Regions from separate parts of the Mus musculus genome. Here region 2 is linked to region 1. A link is a loop called in an ENCODE intact Hi-C map of the cell type or tissue named here. Cell type or tissue: left cerebral cortex. All regions are shown on one strand. Links, peaks and the distances in the headings refer to the core of each region. The heading gives the core; the rest is flanking DNA.

The links. Peaks named below come from ENCODE experiments on the same cell type or tissue, not always from the same donor. Only the 100,000 strongest peaks of a DNase experiment are listed, where the experiment ranks them.
Region 2: a loop joins it to region 1, with 12 times the contacts of the local background. A loop is called at or near these places in 3 of 42 quality-filtered maps.

What each region holds. Positions count from the first base shown.
Region 1 is chr6:30,733,087-30,743,080 of GRCm38, forward strand. It overlaps Mest (mesoderm specific transcript), which reads left to right and starts at 4,964. Exons shown (of 12, transcript NM_008590.2): 1 at 4,964-5,249; 2 at 7,584-7,738; 3 at 9,055-9,134; 4 at 9,442-9,519; 5 at 9,630-9,766; 6 at 9,928-9,986. The coding sequence starts at 5,224. It overlaps Mir335 (microRNA 335), which reads left to right and starts at 8,213; the gene lies at 8,213-8,310. In left cerebral cortex, for the core only: CTCF peaks have their summits at 4,039, 5,281 and 7,918; DNase peaks (open chromatin) are centred at 1,473, 2,541, 4,021, 4,324 and 6 more places; H3K4me3 peaks cover 3,764 bases; H3K27ac peaks cover 2,359 bases.
Region 2 is chr6:30,396,692-30,406,685 of GRCm38, forward strand. Klhdc10 (kelch domain containing 10) reads left to right here and starts at 5,164. Exons shown (of 10, transcript NM_029742.3): 1 at 5,164-5,459. The coding sequence starts at 5,303. In left cerebral cortex, for the core only: a CTCF peak has its summit at 6,947 (motif pointing right); DNase peaks (open chromatin) are centred at 2,329, 3,879, 4,293, 5,091 and 1 more place; H3K4me3 peaks cover 3,790 bases; H3K27ac peaks cover 3,269 bases.

The DNA.
Region 1 (9,994 bases), core at 1,002-9,001:
GTACATCTCGGTGGGATTGTGAACCTTGCTAGTCCTGGCACCACGGCGGTTAATGGGGCGTGGGTGCTCCTACCAGGGCGCGTAGAACACAAAGCCCAGACCTCTGTGCACCTCTCCGGTTAAGGGCTGGTGCGAGTAAGTGCCCAGGGCAGGGAAGGTCTAGCTGAAGGGTAGAGTGAGGCCTGGACAGCCAGGCAGGCAGAGGGTTCAGGCTGCTGGCGATTAAGAGCCCTCGAGACAGAAGGGCTCGTGTGCATGGGGCCCTTGCAGAACCAGGGGAAGGACAGCTGAGGAAGATGTAAACCGAGGGCTAGGAGGCAACCCAAATCACCTGCCCCAGGGGCTGCTCATCCAAGCTGGAGAGAAAATCCTGCTGTGGCAGAGAGCAAATAAAGAGGGCCCAGCGGGGCGGCGGGGTTGGGGTAGAGAGAAAAAGTGTGGAAGGCTGCGGTCTAGTCTTCCTTCTTGGGCAGCTGGGAAGAGAAAGCCAGCTTGTTTGGAAGTCGCTGTTCCTTAGAGGGCCTGTGGTGAGCAGCAAATGAGATAATGTGTGTGAGAAGGGTAAAGAGCTGTGAACATGTAAGATGCTATTAGTTAATTAGAATCCTTCAAGCCCATTGATGTTTGAGTGGCTAAGATGGCCTCTATCTGTGGAGCAGAGGGGTTCGGTAGTCGCGGCTGTGGAATTACGGGAGTAGAGGGTGGGTACAGATCATCTAGGGGTATACTGCAGCGTGAGGGGACAGCTGCTGTCTGTCCTTTTGGTTCATCTTATTTGTTTATTCGGCTTCGTTATTATTCCCCCTCCACTACTCATTTTTTGGAGCTCTTTGCTGTAAAGAAAAACAAAATTTCTTTTTTACTTCAAAAAGAGTCCAAAAAGGGAGGAAGCTATCACTTAGGAATCTATTAGATACAGTCGTTGGAGGGTGGAAGTCCTGGAGGGAGAGGGAAAGGGAGAGGGAGAAAGAGTGAGTTGGTGGGGATGTGGGGAGTTAGTTGCTGTGAGTTTATTGATACATCTGCAGTTTTGCCTCAGGTAGGGAACAGCCTGTGTAGTACTGACCCTGACTGAGGATCGTGACTGGGCAAGACTGGGTGGTAGATTTGTTCCCTGGGCAGATGCATCGCTTTGGCCAAGCCAGCATCTCTGTGTGCCTTCATTTCCACTGAATGGTAAAAAAAAAAAAAAAAAACAAAAAAACCCCCAAAACCTGAAAGGCGATTCATTGAGCTAAAGACCGGGACTTTTGCATCCCTGCTGCCAGCTCATCGGGTCTCTAGTGATGGGGATCTTGTCATGAGCCCACTCAACCCTCCCTGGCAGGCTTGAAAAATTCTTTATGCTGAATGGATTTCTGTTTCTGTGCCGTTTGTGCTCCTTGGAGCCATATGGAATAAAATGTCTAACACCGCTTCCACAAATATTTGAAGACTGTGAACACATTTCCTCCTTCCACTCACACCACAAGGCTCCTTTTCTTTAGACTAAACATGCCCAGTTATTTCAAACAGCGAGGTAGTGTGGGACCGTGCAAAGAACTCCAGGAGCAAGAGGGTTCAGCTGCTGGCTTCTGCCGCCTTAGCACAGGGCACCCTGAGCTGCTGCTGTTTCTTGAGGATGAATGGAAAGTCTCACCTAGCCAGTTTCTGTGAAAATGGGGCGTGCTCGGTGTGTGTGTGTGTGTGTGTGTGTGTGTGTGTGTGTGTATGTGTGTGTGTGTGATATGCCCATAGTAGGAACTTAAGCTATGCCAGTTGCTTTGCCAGTTGAGTCACATGATTTACAGAAGGTTTTAGTTTTACCCTAAATACATTCCTGCATGTCTAAATGTTTCTTAATATCGACTCTGTAGAGCAGAGTACTCTCAGTGCTGCCTGAGGAGCAAAAAAGCACAGGATTAGGTTATTCCAAGTATATTTGTGTAACTGCAGACACACAGTAGTTTAAAAATAAAAAACCAAACCCATCTTCCATAGGCTCAATGAAACCCCCCCCCTTTTTTTTTTAAATCAAGTAAAGCTCTAAATCTCTTTAACAAAGTGTTATTAGGTCGAACGGGTTTGCCACATTCTGCCCTTTAGTGGTTTATTCAAATCTGTTACTCTGGCTTTAGAAAGTTGCTCTACCTTGGGTTTGTCCAACCTGTTACAGTGCTCAAAATGGGTTAGAAAACAGAAAGGACGATTGAACCTACGGTAGAAGCCGGGCTGGTGGTCTCTTACTGCTTGCTGCTGTGATACGGTAAATGGAGAAGTTTCTACACTGCTGGTTTTTGCACACATCTGAGGTGCTGTTCTGATGTGAACCATGGTACAGAAGGATGTGAAGGCAACGTCCCGATTCGCGGCTGGCCGAGGCAACTCTGCTGTGGCTCACAACCGCGAACGATAGGAAATGTCTGCTAGAAGTCAGGGTACCGGCAGCAAGCGTGAGCAAGATCTGACTTCATTTATCAACTTTCATGTTTTCTCAGGTGCTCCAAGGGGTTTTAGAACGTAGGTCACATTCTCCTCGCTGCGGAGGAAGCTCCTTCTAGAAATAAGTTAGTCCTGGTTACAAGATTCCCTAACACTTTAGACTTTTAAAAGCCTTTCTCCCAGCCTTAGCTGGTCCCCAGCAGTGCGCGCCTTCCTGCGGCTCAGCCTTTGTGTCCGAGCTGCTACCCGCTTTCTCTCCCTAACCAGTTCTGCGTTCCACGCCATTTCAACCGCATCCCGCCCTTTACCACCCAAGTTATTCCTAGTCACCTCGAGCAAGAAGGATTTCCCTGGGCCTGGACTGGAATTGCTTTTGTGGTTGAGAGCTTTCACCGACTTTCCTCCCCTCCAGGGCTTAACCGTGCCCTCCCCTCCCCCCCCCCCTCTTGTTCCTTGTGGGTAGACTGTTCCCCGGCCTTCAGAATGAGATCCATTGTGGGGCACTCAATCCATTAATTAGAAAATTGCCTTCATCTTAGATGCTGGTGCTTCGGCCTGGTGAGAATGAAAGTGGAATTGTTTGTAAGGCTCAAAGGTTCCATTGACAGCGAATATGAAAATAGATAATGCAGAGGCTTTCCATGCGGGAACTTGTTAAGATCAGAATGGCTTTACTCTGTAGAAAACACCAGTGCAAATTTTGCTAAGTAATTCAGTCTTTAAAAGGTTTGGTTGTTAGTTAATATAGGTAGGTAATCCTCTACTTGTAAAGGGGTGAATTTAAATTGCGGTCTTACAGGATTTAAACATCCGTAGCTTCTCATTTAGGACACATTCCACATTCCTTCTGATGAACTACTCTTTCTGGTCTGCCCTCCACCCCACCTCTCCGCCCCCAGCCCCCAGTCGGCGCTGGCGCCCAAAGGAAACACTTTTTTTTTTTTTTTTAAAGAAAAAAACCAAAGGTTACGGTGCAGAGCCCCGGGTGCTTGGCGAAAGCCGTCCCCTCGGGCTGGAATGTTCTTTGTCTCTGGTAAATGTCTATTCATCACTCAAGACAACCCCTTCCTCCCTCCCCTTAATTACTTCCTCCCCTGTGCGCCCTCAAATTCTTGAACTTATTCATGCGGTATTTGTTAGGGGCCTGCTTTGTTGCCCACCCCATGGCGGGATCTGGGATACAAAAGGTTAATGAGACATGGTTTCAGACTTTGAGGGTCTTAGGCTGAGAAAGAAGGGCCCGACATGACAGAAAATATTCTGAAATCAAAAAGAAAATGTAAAAAAGTGCCACCCTTCGATCCCTCATTCACTTCACAATCTTGTGCATCGCCTGCGGAGGCTCCACACAAGCATTTGTTTCCTGCGGTCCCCGAAGAAGTATACCCTGGACCGCATTACGTGTTCTGATGACCCTCTCTCAGGTGCTGGCATTTTCAGTGTCAGCTGGGTGGTCACGAACTCCCCGAACATGGGAAGATACCCACAGGTTAGATCCCCCAAGGGTTCGACTGACCCATTGCAGTTCTCTGGCCCAATCTTGATCGACTGCACGGTTGGGCTTGGACATTGCAAAGCCAAAGCTGCAGCAAACCAGGCTCCGAAGAGAGGCCTGCAGCGCCCCCGCTGGGCCAGCCTGCGTTCGCAGCATCCCTAGCTTGCCCGTGCCTAGGCTGCTAGAATTTCAGGGAACGGTTCCAAACCTCACACAGGCATCACGATGCTCCGCACTTTGCGAAGGTGTGAAAGATGACTTTTAAGGGATTTGGGATTAAAAAAAAATCTACAGTTTTGTCCGCACCTCTAGGGTGTTTGCACTGTGATTGTGTTGCACGTAAAGGAGGCTTGTGCCCCCAATGAACGGTCCCCAACGCTGCTCCAGAAGGGCGCTGCAGCAGCTTCTGGCATGTGGACCACGTTGTGCTGCGGCAAAGGAAGTGTACCGGTGCCACCGTGGTGGTGACTTTGGCCCATTCTATGTGATCGCAGCCTGTCCATGAATGTGTCCACTTAGCCACTGATACCAGAGAATTTGTCCATTCCCTAGCCATTTAGTGTGCCCTTCCTTCTTTGTTATCATGGGCTAAGGGCTTGGGGTTGCCGCGCATTGGTGACCCGAATTTTTAGATGCGTACTCACTCTTAGGGCTCAAAACACACGTAGGAGGTAGAAAAGAAGTGGGTGCCGCAACAAGAACCCCAGCTTTGGGGTGTTTTATGTCTTCCAGGGTCTAGGGACCAGTGCGTGGTCCAAGGGATATGTTGGGGAGGGACTCTCTCAGACGTTTGTCATCCTTGCCCGCGGCATTAACACATGGGAAGGCTTTCTTCACTAGAATCTGGGGTTCAGGATTAGAGATCTATAAGGAAAGAGGGGGTAGCGGGTCAATACCCCTGGAGGCGCCCACGGGAAAGGCCCCCCCTCTCTGCAGCGGTGGGGAGGGGCTCTGCGGCGGGAGCGAGAAGGAGGGGCGCTGCGGCAGGATGGGCGGGTTAGAGGCGGGGCTCAGTGGGCTTTAAAAGTCGGTGCCTGCTTGCTCCTCTCTGCTTCGGCCACCAGCACATCCCGGTGCTTCTTCTCAGGCGCAGCAGCTTTCCTCTGCGGCAGCCGCACCTCGCCAAACGGCGTAGTGCTGCAGGCTCGCCCGAGTTGCTGCTTGCTGCCTCTGCTGCCGCTGCCGCGGGCCGCCCTGCGCGGACCGTAGGCTGCGCAGACGCCACCTCCGATCCTGTATCGCTGCGGGCGCCTCGGCGCGCCCTGTGATCCGCAATCCTGCGGCGGGCGGCATGGGATAATGCGGCCATGGTGCGCCGAGATCGCTTGCGCAGGTGGGTGCTGCCAGCCCGTGCCGCCAGAGGGGGTGTGGCCGGCCCGCACCCCGGAGATGCGGGAGGCAAAAATCCTTATCCAAAGGTTGCCGCCCAGCCCAAACTCTCGGAATCGCCCTCACTGATGATTTTTAGAACCAGGGTTTAGTCGCGTGAGATTTACGAATTTGAGGATTTTTGCATTAACATGTGAGAATTAGCCTTTTTTTGTCTGGGTCTTCGTTGTGGTACGATTTAGGAGGTGGTGGTGAAGCAACTTAGGATTCGAGAACCTTGGTAATGCCTGGTGTGTTCTAGGATCTTCAGAGCTGGTCATTGTTGTGGCGTGATTTAAGATTTCTAGACCACGGCATGTGATTTAGGAATTCAGGAGCTGAGATTGTCACAGAGCGACTTAAAATTTCCAGGTTCTGGACTCACAATGGCAGGGTTACCGCATAGGTGCGACTAGATCGTGCCGCGCAGTGTGGCCACGGCTATAAGTGTTGTTTGGGAGCCAGAAATGGAAACCCCGGGGGACACCGGCACGCGGCCAGGCTCTTAAAATGTAAAAAGAATTGTTTGCTTTGGTTTGTGGGTGCACAGCGTAGTTCTCAATAAGAATGAGTCAGGTGGGCTGGTTTGGTGGTATTAGATAAATATGTTTTTACATCATTTAAAGCAGTAAGAAATCAAGGCACGTAAAGTTTGTTGTGCGAGTGTGTTGAATTTTTGCTCTAAATCATGGTACCATCAAATATTAGAGAGTGGACTTAAAAATTATTGTTTAAACCTTTTGGTCCGATTGCTAGTTTCCTTGACTGCTAAAAATCTTAAAATGTTTGGGGTATTTTTACCAAGGTAACTAAAGCTGAGAATGGCTGGGGGGGGGGGTTGTCCCCCCTTTCCTGCATGGAGGAGGTGCACTGAGGTATGGTCCGGAGAGCGTGGGTGTGGCACCTCTGTTTCCCTGCGCCAGCAGGAAGCCCCTGTTCACTCTGCAGTAGGCGCCCCTCCCCGGCGTTCTGCTGAGTCACTGCGGATTCAGTGAGTCCAGCAAGGATGCCCCAGAGGCTACATGAAAATGTATGAACAGGTAACAGGACCAAATGGGTTCTGAGGAAATGAGCAGTAACAACAAAAAGACCCCCCCCTCCCCCAAACCTAATGCTTTTGCTTTTCAAAGAGGTTCAGCCTTAAAACCCGTTAGTGGATAACAGACTGAGATAAAAACCATCGTGTTCTGGCACTGTGCCAGGCATTTCTAGTATAGCCTCAAAAGGTAGAACCAAAGCCTTGTGTCTTTATTGGACAGTGACTTTGGAGGAAGGAAAAAAAAGTCTCAGCGCTGACTAAAGTTGAGGCAGGCAGCTGAGGTTCCTAAGGGGTGCTGGTTTTTACCCACCATTTCAGGTTTACAGAGAACACCCCCCCCACACACACAAAAACCCAGTCAGTTTCATCAAATTGCAGGTAATGTGTTATGTATAGGGTGCACTCAAATACAAAGACAGCGGTTTTATTTGTAGCTCACTTCCTAATGTCTGTAGCTTTAGTTTAGGAGGCACTATCCCAATTCTTTAGAGAACCCTTTCCTTGGTGACCATGGCGGGTCACAAAGGAAATGGTTTCTAATCGTGCCTTATTTCTCGCCTCCAGGATAAATTGATCTGGACCTTTGAAATCCAGGCATGGCAAGCTGGGGCCACAAATCTGTGCTTCCCCCCCCCTCCTGCCCCCCCCCCCCACAAAAGTCTTGAGTGCTAGGTGTGGGGGTGGGGTCTTAATTAAATAAAAGGGAACCACCTCAAGAGTCTGCTAAGAATGCACAAATATAATCTGCTGCCCAGACTTGTAAGAGATTAGATATTCAGGGTCAGGGCAAAGCTGCTTACTGGAATTCTCCTGGTCTCTCCCCTCAACAGTTCCATAGCCCAAATGCAGACAGTAGTGCCAAATGGGGATTCACTTGGTCAGAGGATATGTATGTGTTAGAACCCAGGAGCAGCTCTCTGCTTAAGGCCATGCAGTAAGTTACATATGTGCTTGGAAAGAATGGTAGTGAGCTAGTACAGTGACTGCCAGATGTCAAAGGGTAAAGGTGTTTATCACATTCTTCTTGGTAAAGTTTATGCCATTGTCACGTTGGGTGGGGAGGTGTGGAGTGGGGAAGGGAGGGGTGAAGTGGGGAGGGGAGGGGTGGAGTGGGCAGGGGAGGGGTCGAGTGGGAAGGGGTGGGGAGGGGAGGGGAGGGATGGGGGGTGGGGTCAAACCTCACAGTGCCCAGGTTTCCCACCCATGTTTCATTCTGATTTTTGGAAGTGTACAATGTTACCTTGGCTGCTTTTTCCACAGGATGAGAGAGTGGTGGGTCCAAGTAGGGCTCCTGGCTGTGCCCTTGCTGGCTGCGTACCTGCACATCCCGCCCCCTCAGCTCTCCCCTGCTCTGCACTCATGGAAGACTTCTGGCAAGTTTTTCACCTACAAAGGCCTACGCATCTTCTACCAAGGTGAGAACTGGGCTATTGGAGAATCCCAAGGACGTGGGTCGTGTAGGTTTCAGCTGAAGTTACTTATTTTGTGTCCCTTGGTCTGTTGCTCCACAGTGAAGGTGAGGTGAAGGTGGGGGTAGAATTGTGCCTGGTAGTAATTGCAGCCCCATTTGTATTTGAGAAATTACTTTTCTCTTTTGAGCGCCCCTAGTGTCAGGTAAGCTATATAGTATTTCGAGATCTATCTATACCTTTGTTTCCCCCACGCCCCACCCCATTCCCAAATTCATGCACTATTTTCCGTGATTTGTTATATGTAGCTGATAAGATTGACTTGATGACTGCTATTTAATTACCACACTCAGGATATTCAGTTATATTTTAACCTTCATTATTTCATTTTTCACTTAATTTTTACAACAGCATTTGGAGATAGGTGCCATTAACCTCATTTTATAGCTGAAGAAACCGAGAAACAGATTGGAAAAGATTTCTTTTGGGCGGGGGTCAAGAGCAATAACGAAAAATGTTTGTTTTTCGTAAACCGTTTTTCATTATTGCTCCTGACCCCCTCTCATGGGTTATAGCCAGTCGAGTAAGTATGCATTTTTTTTTTTATGTTGGCTTGTTGTTCTTTCCCAGACTTGATATTCAGTGTTACATCTTATTTGCATAGGTTCTTTAGGTTAAATCCAGTATATGATATTTTAATTGCTTTTAATTAAATAATTTCTGAAAACATGCTACCAAAGTTTTATTCCACTAGCAGTATTAATTTCAATCCAGTACTGTTGGCAAGGTATTTTATTGTTTGAATAATCTGAAATATGTCACATACAGAAAAAGTTCCCATCACTATTAGCCCATCTTTGTAACAGTTTGATTTTTTGAGTTGCATGAATTCTGCTAGTATATGGACAAATGGTATAAGCTCAGGTGATCCACTGGGAAGAACTGTCACATCTTAGATATTAGGTGTGATAAATATTGATTAGGGACAAAGAAGTTTTAGCTTGCTGTGATTATAGTATTTTAACTGTTTTTCCTTTTTATTTAAAAATTTGAGTTTTATATTAATGTCAGCGAAAATATGAGGATGTCTACACAACTCTTAAGTGATGATGAACAAACTGTTTTAAGGGTTTTCATGTAAAGCATGCCATTACGATTTAAAAGCGCAGATTAGGAGGAAGCTCCTGAAGTCCTGTCAGCTTGCTTTCTAACACAGCATGGTGATGTCATTCATTTAGTCTGATCCTTTTGACTGGATTAGATTTTGGTGTCGTCAAGGCTGCCTTGCATGCAGTTTGCCTCATTTCTCATTTTCCTCCTAGATTCTGTCGGTGTGGTCGGAAGCCCTGAGATAGTTGTGCTTTTACATGGCTTTCCAACATCCAGCTATGACTGGTACAAGGTAATAATGTTTCTAGGTCTGGCTTATGTCCTAAAAAAAATACTCAAAACTCAAGATATTTTTTTTGTTGTTGTTGTTGTTCTGGTCAGCCCTAGAATTCTTTTGCAGATTTGAACTGTTTGATAAAATCTCATTAAATGTAGAATTGCTTTTTATGTACTGTAAGGGGAGTAAAATACTGACTGCAGAAAGGGACACTGCCAAATTAAAGCTGGAGTTACGCTCTCCGTACAGTGGCATGCAGGCCTGTTTGCTGTGGGGCTGGGCAGTGGGAGCAGAGTGCTCACCATGCTTGCTTTCTTAACAGATCTGGGAAGGGCTGACCCTGAGGTTCCATCGAGTGATCGCCCTTGATTTCTTAGGCTTTGGCTTCAGTGACAAGCCGGTAAGCAGCAGCTGGGTGTGGTCCGTGATGGGGGTAGGTGGGTGGGTACAAATGAGGGTCTGGCAGGCACTGCTAACATCATGTTGTATCTCTGGCTTTCCTTTCCTCAGAGACCACATCAGTACTCCATATTTGAGCAGGCCAGCATCGTAGAGTCCCTTCTGCGGCACCTGGGGCTCCAGAACCGCAGAATCAACCTGCTGTCTCACGATTATGGAGATATCGTTGCTCAGGAACTGCTGTACAGGTCAGTGAAACCGGACTTCTGTCCTCTGCACAGGTGTCGTAGCTTTAGATAATGGGAAACTCAAGTATTCTGGGACCATCACACCTCTAGGGGTCGTCTGCAGCCCTTGTGGGGAGTCAGTTACTGAGCTACATGTGTCTTTTTTTCTTGCCCTGCTCCAGGTACAAGCAGAATCGATCTGGCCGGCTCACCATAAAGAGTCTCTGTCTGTCGAATGGAGGTAATTGC
Region 2 (9,994 bases), core at 1,995-9,994, 340 kb before region 1:
GCAACAGGATCCTTCTGCACATGTTTATTGGGAGAGCTTGATTGCAGAGACGAAGAGACCCCGAGCCCAGAACTGGTGCTGCTTATATAGGCCTAGGAGAGGCGTGTCTCACACCCAGATTGGTTATGCACTAAGCCTCATTTGCATGTTCCTCATCTGATTGGCTACTCTCTCTCTCTCTGTACCTCACAGAGCCTCATTATCATACCTTATTTGCATGTCTCACATCTGATTGGTTATACTCCCAAAGCCTCATTATCATGCCCGGGCCAGGCAGTGTCTTTGCAAAAAACTTTACTGCATATGTACACATTGGTTGTTTATCCAAACTTATGCGTGGTGGCCAGCAGTAGTCAGTGCCACTCTGCAACGGCACATGTGGCTTCCCACAAGTACACATGCCATTAATCCCAGGAGACAAAGGTAAGCAGATGTGAGTTCAAGGCCAGCATGGGACAGAGCAAGTTCCAAATCCAGGCATGGTGGTACACGCCTTTAATCTGGGCTATATCTTCTGCTGGAGGTCTACATAAGGACAATGGAAGAAGGAAGAATCACTCTTCTTTGTTTGCACTTACTTGCCAGCACATCTGTTGGAACCTACCTCTTCAGGATTCCAGTTTATACAGAAGACCATCCGAAACACCTAGCCTCGTGAAACTGAGCAACTATTAGATTCTTGGACTTCCCATTCACAGCTGCCCATTGTTGGGTTAGTTGGAGTGCAGACTGAAAGTCATTCATTCCAATATGTTCCCTTAATATAGAGAGACATTCCGTAAGTTCTGTGACTCCAGAGAACCCTGACTAATACAGGGTGTCTATGTGACGATCTACAGGGAAGAATTGTCTAGCTCCTGCTAGTTCCTAGGCTGAATTTCCCACAAATCCCACTTTTGAATGAATGACTTTTTATTTTTTCAGAGTGTTTTCAATTCACAGTGAATTAAATAGAAAGCACAGAGAGTTCACAGCTGTTTTGTTCCTGCTGTGTGGCTTCCCCATCTATCAATACACTACCCGCCAGTGTGTGCTCATTTGATAGAATCAATGAACCAGCCTTGACACACCATCATCAGCCAAAGTTCATAGTCTACACTATGTAATCTAGAATTGTTCCTTTGAAAACTATTCTTAAAAACCTCTCCATGAGGGGGGGAAAATCAAATCTACATTTTTTTATTTGTTTAATTTGTTTGTAGACCAGGCTGGCTTCGAACTCACATAGACCCACCTGCTTCTGCTTCCTGAGTTCTGGGACTAAAAGCATGAACTGCCACACCCAGCTTTAAAACCTTGTTTTAAAAACTCGAGGGAGAACAATACAATGAACTCTGAGGATCCATCATCTAGCTACAACAAGCATCAATTCTTAGCTGTTTCTAATCTGACTGATCACCTTCCTCCAGTATTCTCCACACCACCCTACCACATCCCCAGCCACTACCCTTAGTCACTGGGCTATTTTCCTAGTTCTGTCAGAGGATTTTTTTAATATTATTTCCACATAATTTTCTTTATTAAATATCTGCTTTTTCAGCTGGGCAGAGGTGGTACACGCCTTTAGTCCCAGCACTTGGGAGGGCAGAGAGGCAGGTGGATCTCTGATTTTTAAGGCCATCCTGGTCTACAGAGTAAGTTCCAGGGCTGCACAATAACCCTGTCATGACACCCACCCCATCAATTTATATATATGTATATATGCATATATGTCTGTGTTTGCATGACTGCCTGTATGGCTGTGCACTGTTTCATGTTTGATGGCCACAGAGGCCAGGAAAGGGGGTTGGACTTCCTGGAATTGGAGTTACAGATGGTTGTGGATCACTATGTTGGTGCTATGAATGGAATATAGTTCTTCTGGAAGAGCAGCCAGTGCTTTTAACAGGCAAATCATCTCTCCAGCTAACTCCGCACCCCAATTTCTCCGTTTGGAGCCAGTATCCCACTTTATATCTTTGGGTGTCCTAGAACATATGTAGACCAGACTAGGTCCAATTCACAGAGACCCACCTGCCTGCCTCTACCTTTTGAGTGGCTGAAATTACTACCATGCCCAGCAATCTTTTAAAGGTTTATTTATCTTTATGTGTATGAAGTTATGTGTACTATGTGTGCAAAGAACTGAACTACAGGCAGTTGTGAACTGTCTGGTGTGGGTGCTGGAAGCAAACCTGGGTCCTTTAGAATAAGCACTCTCAACTGCTGAACCATAGCTCCTAACTTTAAACCAAAATAACCACTGAGTCCAGTTGGTGTTCCCTGCACGTGTGGGTGGGGTGTGGATTTATACTCTGGAGCATGAGCAACTATCAGTAGCCACACCCTTGAAGAAAATGACCCTCATCCAGGAGCCATCAGTTGTCCAGAGTTCCTCAGCTGGAAGCAGAGCCTCACACGACACAGACCTGTGCTGGAATGTTGATCAGCCTGGTCTTGTGCAGGCAACTATAGCTGATATTTATGTGAACTGCAGTGAGTTGAGTCTCGTAGCACTGCCTCCCGTCTTTCAGCTCCTACATACTTTCTGCCTTTACCCAATGAGCCATTTTATTGGCCCTCATTGCTCCCCCTGCCCCCAGTGCCCTTAAGCCTTCAACATGATCATGTTATACTGTCATGTGATGCTAGTGATTGCAGACATTCAACGGGAAGTTCTCTTAATTCATTAGGGGTGGCAAAATGGTGGTATCCTACCATTCCTTGTTTATACAGAATTCTCCTAGAAAGACAACATTTCTTGGCTCTGGAGAGATGGCTTAGTGATTAAAGAGCACTGACTGCTCTTCCAGAGGTCCTGAGTTCAATTTCCAGAAATCACATGGTGGCTCATAATCTAATGGGATCCAGTGTCCTCTTCTGGTGTGTCTGGAGACAGCTACAGTGTACTTGTATGCTTAAATTAAATGAATAAACCTTTAAAAAGGATATTTCCTTATATTAGAATCAGGTTGTTCAGTTGGTACAATTCATTTTTAAAAAAATGTATATATGAGTGTTTTGTTTGCATGTATGTCTGTGTACCTTATGTGTGCCTGGTACCATTGACACCAGAAGAGGGAATTCGACTCTTTGGGACTGGAGTTACAGGTGGTTGTAAGTTACCATGTGGGTACTGGGAATCAAATCCAGGTCTTCTCGAAGAGTGGCCAGTGCTTTTAGCTGCTGGGTCATCCCTCCAGCTGGGGGAGTACAATTCTTTAGAAAAATTAACTCATTAGGGGTTTTTTTTTTCTCCTGTTTTAGGATCACAGACTTTGGTTTTGGGGAGCGGCTGGGGACAGTCTCATAAATCACAGAGTGGCTCTAAACTCATTATATAGCCAAGGCACTTGAATTTATGGGCCTCCTACTTCTGCCAGTGAGGTGTTGGGCTGGGGAGACAGGCAAGCACCATCACGCTAGGCTTCTGTTTGGTCCAGCCTTTTTTCTTAAATTTAATTTAATTTAATATATCTGGGTGTTTTGCCTGCCCTTATGTCTGTCTGTACATCACTTGCATGCCCAGCACCCAGAGGAGGTCATAACAGAGCGTCTGATCCTGAATTTGGACTTACAGATGGTTGAGAGCTGCTCTGTAAGTCCTAGGAATCGAACCAAGGTCCTCTGGACGACCAGCCAGTGCTCTGCATACATCCTTCTAGCTCTTGGTGGTCCTGGGTTTGTTTGTTTGTTTGTTTGTTTTTGTTGTTGTTGAGTCTGGATTTTATGCCGCTAAGGTTGGCCTTGAACTTGTAATGTATCTATCTGAGTGGGGCTGGATTTGAATGCCTGATCTTTCTGCCACCATCCTCGGTTGGGGATTACAAGAGTGTGTCACCATGCTGAGTTTTATACTGTGGCAGGAGACTGTACCTTTGGTGCTAGACAAGTATTTTAAGCAACTGAGCTACCTTCATCCCCAGCTCCATGGGTTTTCTTTTTATCAGATGTCAAACATTTCAATAAACTGTATCATAATGCATAATGGATAAAAATACTTCTTTTCCTACAGAAACTGGGTGTGGAGACAAAAAACCAAAATTTCATGACGACATGAAATTTGCTCACTGAGATCAAAGGAGACTTCTGGTCTCAGCACTTTCTCCTTCTCCACCCCACTCCTTAAAAAAAAAAAAAATCCAACATGTGAGGTTCTCATGTGTGAAACATCAAGGGGGTCAGCAGTCCATCAGATTAGATCTTGAAAGGTTTTGTTTCCCTTGAGAAATTTATGTTTTTTTTCCTTATTTGGAAACAGCAATGTGTATCTGCATTTTCCCACTGTGCACTGCGCCTCCCCAACTTCAAAGCCAAATTTTCGGTTTAATTTTGAAACGATGGGAATTTCTGATATTTACATTTTAAAATCACATCGTCCGTTCCATTTTCTATCGTTAACTGTGTATATTGTAAGACAATTGAGGTGGATTGTTTGTGTGTGTGTGTGTGAGTAAAACATTTACTTGATCGTGTGTCATCTAAGAGAGTATCTTTTTCTATTGTTTTTTTCTTGGCAGGCATACACAAGCCGCGTGTTTAAATAAAGATCTTCACTGATGCCTGAAAGATTTTCTTATTGAAATTTTCACTTGTGTTTCTATGATTACTCTAATATCGAACAGTTTTCGGTATTTGCTAATCGGGTTTAAAGCTGTTTGCTCTTGACGTGGCTTTTGCAGGGGAAGGGTCCCGGCAGTGCCACCGTGAGACAAAACAAATGATGAAAGCCAGGAGTTTTTTAGATTTCATCTGACTCCTCCCCCTGCCCCCACCTCCCGTGAGCCCTTTGTGTGTGGCAACAGTCCGCAGACCGGGGCTCAGTTTGCAGAACTGCAGACAGATGTACCAACACCAAGTACATGCATTGTGTACCTATGATGTTTCTAAATGCAGTGCTTATGGGACAGAATTCCGGAGTATCGACCATGCTGAGGCAGCGACCCTGCTTGGGAGTCTCCTCTGGCGTAGCCTCCCCGCTCGGTCTTCGACTATCTGGTCTGAGCCCCCAGCATCCCGGAGAAGCGGGCGAGCTCCGGGAATCGATGCGCTCTCTGAGCGTCTGCTTACGCCTTTTCTCCCCCCATCTCTTTTAGCTATAGCTATGGTTACCACGTCTCTCCCCGCCTCCCTCCACCTGCCAAGAAAGAGACTGCCCATTGGTCCACTGTCACCAAGGCGGCCAGCCATTGGTTGCTGGAGAGCCCGGCGCTACCCCGGCCCCCGTCTCCCGGGTCTCTTGAGGAGCCCGGGAAGGAGGCTCGGCTCGCGCTGCCGGGGCAGGGGCTTGCCGGGACCGGGCTGCGGCAATCGTTAGCGGGCCATGTCGGCTGCCCAGGGCTGGGACCGGAACCGCCGGCGGGGAGGAGGCGCGGCCGGCGGGGCCAGCGGGGTTAGCGGGGCCGGCGCGGCCGGCGGGGGTCGGGGCACCGGACAGCTCAACCGATTCGTGCAGCTCTCGGGACGGCCGCACCTGCCAGGTGAGTGGTGGGGCCGCTGCCGGCGAGAAGGTGGCGGTCGCCGGGCTCTGCTGCCCCTCGGACACACAGCCGAGGGAGGACAGGGAAGCAGAGCAGCAGGAAGGTGGCGTTGAGGTCAGGAGGGGAACCGGAGCACGCCGAAGAGAAGTCTCGCTGTGTCGACAGCTCGGGGAGGAGAGTTGTATTTTCCTCCCGACCGAGAGGCCGCTGTCTCTTTGACATTCCCAAATGTTTCGCTTGCCCGGTTCTTAATCTTTTCCTCTTCCGCGGATGGATGTTGTGAAAGAAAGACATTGGTGTTTAACTGTGGAAAATTATTTCAAAAGGAGTGCCAAATTAAGGAGAGGAGAGCAATATAGAAGTGATTTTGTTTGAAAGGAAAAAAAAAAAGCCAACCAACTGTGTCAGAGTTGGATATTTTGAAATGGAATGAGCATGTGAAAGTGTGTGTGTGTATGTATGTATGTGTGTGTGTGTTGGCTAGGGAGTATATGGGAAAGAAAATAAAAAAGATTAAGGGAAATGGTTGAATCAGTAATATTTGGGGATGTACAGAGACAGAATGGGTAATGGTGACTAGATTTTAAAAGGGGGAAATGAAGATCATGAATATAAAGAAACGAAAGGATGTGATCCCGGTATCAAAACTGAAAATTGGAAAAATATACCTACTGCTAAAAATTTCATGGTCTTTGAGTTCACATGTTTTAAAAAAAACAAAACAAAGTCATGTAGGTATGTGTGTAAACAGTTGTAAAAAGCGTACGTTTACAAATTTTCAGTCTGTTAAAAGGTAGAGAATTAAATCATGCACAGAATGCTAAATCATTTTATTGGGCAGTCGTGTTTTTTTTTTTTTTTCACCGTGAAGAGAATTGTCAGGAATGATGTACTAGACCTTCGCCATGTTTTTTTGTGTATGTGTGACTAGTGTTAAGTTGATTGTATCAGTGGTATATTTGTTTAGATGTTTTGAGAACCTGATTGTTTCTGAATTGTGTTTACTATTGTGACTTGTTCTTCTAGGTGGTAAAAAAAATCAGTTGATTAATTTAAAGATAACAAAGGGGATTTTACTTATTCAGAGAGATAATTACTAATATTTGTGATATGGTTTTTGATGTGTGCCAGAAATGTTCATTAACCCATTTGTTCATGCCATTAAAATAAAATTGAGACATTTGTAAATAATCAAATATACCATAAATTGGATTTGAATAAACAGTATCAGACTGGTATTCTGGAATTGCTAAATATGTGATGTTTAACAAGAAAAAAGGAGACATTTTTTTTTGTTATCATCAGTTAACAACAAAACCCTAGGTTTTCTGCATTACTAAGCCTAGAAGATAAATCCCTTGGCAAGGACTATTCCCAGTTTGCTCTCTGCCTGCAATCTTTTAAGTCTTTGGTCATAGATTAATTATTACACCATGAACTTCATGTGGGCATTCTCAGGGTCCTGCAACATACTGGTGCAGTTCCTCTCTGCTACCACATGAGGGCAGGGTAAGCCATGATTTCAAATAAGGGTCTGAAGTATGGCGCTATTTCTGCATTCCCTTAGCACAGGAGGACAAGAACAGCCATTTGTCCAGAGGTGAAGATAAAACGTGCTTAAACTGTGAAAATTGGAGAAGTGGAGTTGTCAGTCTTCGTTCTGCTTCCTTTCTTCCAGGCTGGCATTCAGCTCCTTCTTCCCACACAGGCGGTCTCCATCTTTCCCTCGTTCTCAAAATTAGAAAATTCCCAATAGCTCAATAATATATGTTGATATAAATAATAAATTCTTTCATACTAATCCTTTGTTCTCCTAGGTACTGCATATTATAGCTCTTTACTCTATTTTGAAGTAATTCAGACTATTTTAAGTGGTAGTGAGGAATAGGAAGGAATGTGTAGGTCTGTTTTATGGCTGACGCTAGAGACCTATCTTTTCTTCCTCTTTTTTTTTCTTTTTGATTTTGTGTTTGTTTTTGTTTGTTTGGTTATTAATTTTTCATCTCTTTTGACTTCTATCCCTATTTTCCAATTCACCCTTCTTTACTAAGGCTTCCACATACTTGAAGAACCTTTTTTCTTCTTTCTAACATTTCTGTCTTGTGTCCAGTCCCTGTGAAACAAAGCAGTATAATATGGTGGTGTTCCTGGAGTGTCCTCATTGTCTTTCAGGGATAGTATCTTTTGAGAAAATGTAAAAGACAAAAATCTTACTATATAGCATGTAGACCAGCGTGGCTTCAAACTCAAAGGTATCTTCCAGGCTCTACTTCCTGTGCACTGGGGTTAAAGGCCTGTGCCTGGCTTTGGTGGTAGGACCTTTATCCATCTACTTATGGGAATCTGAAAGCTGGGTCTCCTTAAGCTCCCCACCAACTTCAGTTATAGTTAGCTACCTAGTCTTGTTCATTTTGTTTCCATTGTAACTAATTCTGTCACTGTCCTTTAGGGTCACTGCAGTAGCTTTCTAAGCAGACTTCCTACGTCTGCTAGAGCCTCCCATTCATATATCACTGATCTTTGAAAATACAAATCTTTTATTATCTCTGCTTATAGCCTTTTTCTTTTACCTTTTTTGTTTTTAACATAGGGTCTAACCTTGTCCAGGCTGGCCTTGAACCTTTCACCCTTCTGTGTCAGCTTCTAGAGTAGTGGCATACAGGCACATGACACTGTACCTAACCTTTCTTGCTGCTTCATTGCTCTCACAGTAAGGCTGAGACCCTTATCGTGTCCTAGATGGCCCTACACCAAGTGCCTTCTCGCCTTGGGTTGTCCTCCATTTTGTTCTGTGTTCTCTGCTTTGCTTCCCTCAGCACAGGAAGTCACTGCACACGGGCGTCTCTCCTGGAGGAACCCGTGTGCTTCCTCCTCTTATTTAACTTACCTTTCCTGGATCTCAGTTGTATTTTTTTCCATAAGAGCCTTCTTTCACCTTTCTGACAGCCCTTCTCCCTGTATCACTCATTTTTCCTAAGGTATATATAGCATTTGTGTAGGAATATTGTTGGGAAAGACGTACTCTATGTGTGTGTGTGTATGTGTGTGTGTATATATATATATATATATATATATGTTATATACACATAAACCATATCTGCATGCATGTACCACAATGTAATATATTAACAATTAGTGACTAGGGAGTGTAGAGAGGGCTCAGAAATCAAGAAGCTGCTCTTTCAGAGCAGGTTTTCATTCCCAGCACCCACAGAGTGACTTATAACCAACCATCTGCAACTCTGCTTCCAGGGCACCTGCTGTCCTTTGTCCTCCACAGGGATCAGGCGTATAGATGGTGTACAGACATCTAGGCAGGCAAAATATCTGAACACATAAAATTAAGATTTTTTTTTTTAGGTGGAGAAGTGGTGGTGCATACCATTAATTCCAACACTTGGGAGTCAGAGGCAGGTGAATCTCTGTGAGTTTGAGGCTAGCCCAGTCTATGAAGTGAGTTCTAGGACAACCAGGGCTACAGAGAGAAACCCTGTCTTGAAATTTTTTTCTTTTAATTTTAAAAAGATTAAATTAATGTATTGGCATTATATGTAAGATATTCATGTATAATGACTTGATTGCTGTACTTCAGTCCTGCATAGCCCCACTGGCTCTGGACAAACAGATAATATTGAGTCCTTAAAAGTATCACGTACTACTACATTAGGCATTGTATCAGCACAGTGTTTTTGAAATTTTGAATATTGCCTTGCTGTTCTGCTATCTTTTTTTATTTCTAAAATATATTTTTTTCTTTAAAAACAGAATTTTTTTTTTGTGTGTGTGTGCATATGCACTCATCCCCTATGTATGTGCCACAGTGTGTATGTGGGTGTCAGAGGACAACTTTTGGGAGTCAGGTTTCTTCTTCATTCTATTGCATGGTCCTAGGACTAGAACTTGGGTCATTAGATTTGGCAGCAAGCTCATTTACCTGCTAAGCCATCTTGCTGGCCCTTTTCTGCTATTTTCTAGGATACAGCAGTGATGCTATGTTTACCCCATAGGCTAAGAACATTTTTAGGTTAGCAATTAAAAGTCTTTATATACCTAGGGAAAATATAGGGAATGGAGCTGCCATTTTGTAGATTATGCATTTAGAGATAGAGCGCAGAGAGCAAGGGACTTGGGGGACAGAGTACAAGGTAGCATTACATTTAATATGTGAGTTTAATTAAGTAAATGTGCTAGTAGGAAAAAATAGTTAAACATTGTTGCTAACACAGATAATGACAAAGAGGAAGACATACTTAACAGTAAGCTGGGTGAAAAATCATTGTGAAATCTTAATTTAAAAGTTTTAAATAAATGTAAAGTTCAAGTGGTAGAAAAGAACATGTGTTAGTCACATATGGTAGTGTCTGAGATCGAAGCCTGAGGAGAAGAGGCAGGAAGGCCTGGTCTCCTCCACATCATAGCTGCATTTGAGTTGGAGGCCATCTTGGGCTACATGAAACCTTGTCGCAAAAAGCAATAAAACAAAACATAGAGAAGGCAGGTTTTCTTTCTGCCTTCATGAATATTGGCTTCTCTCC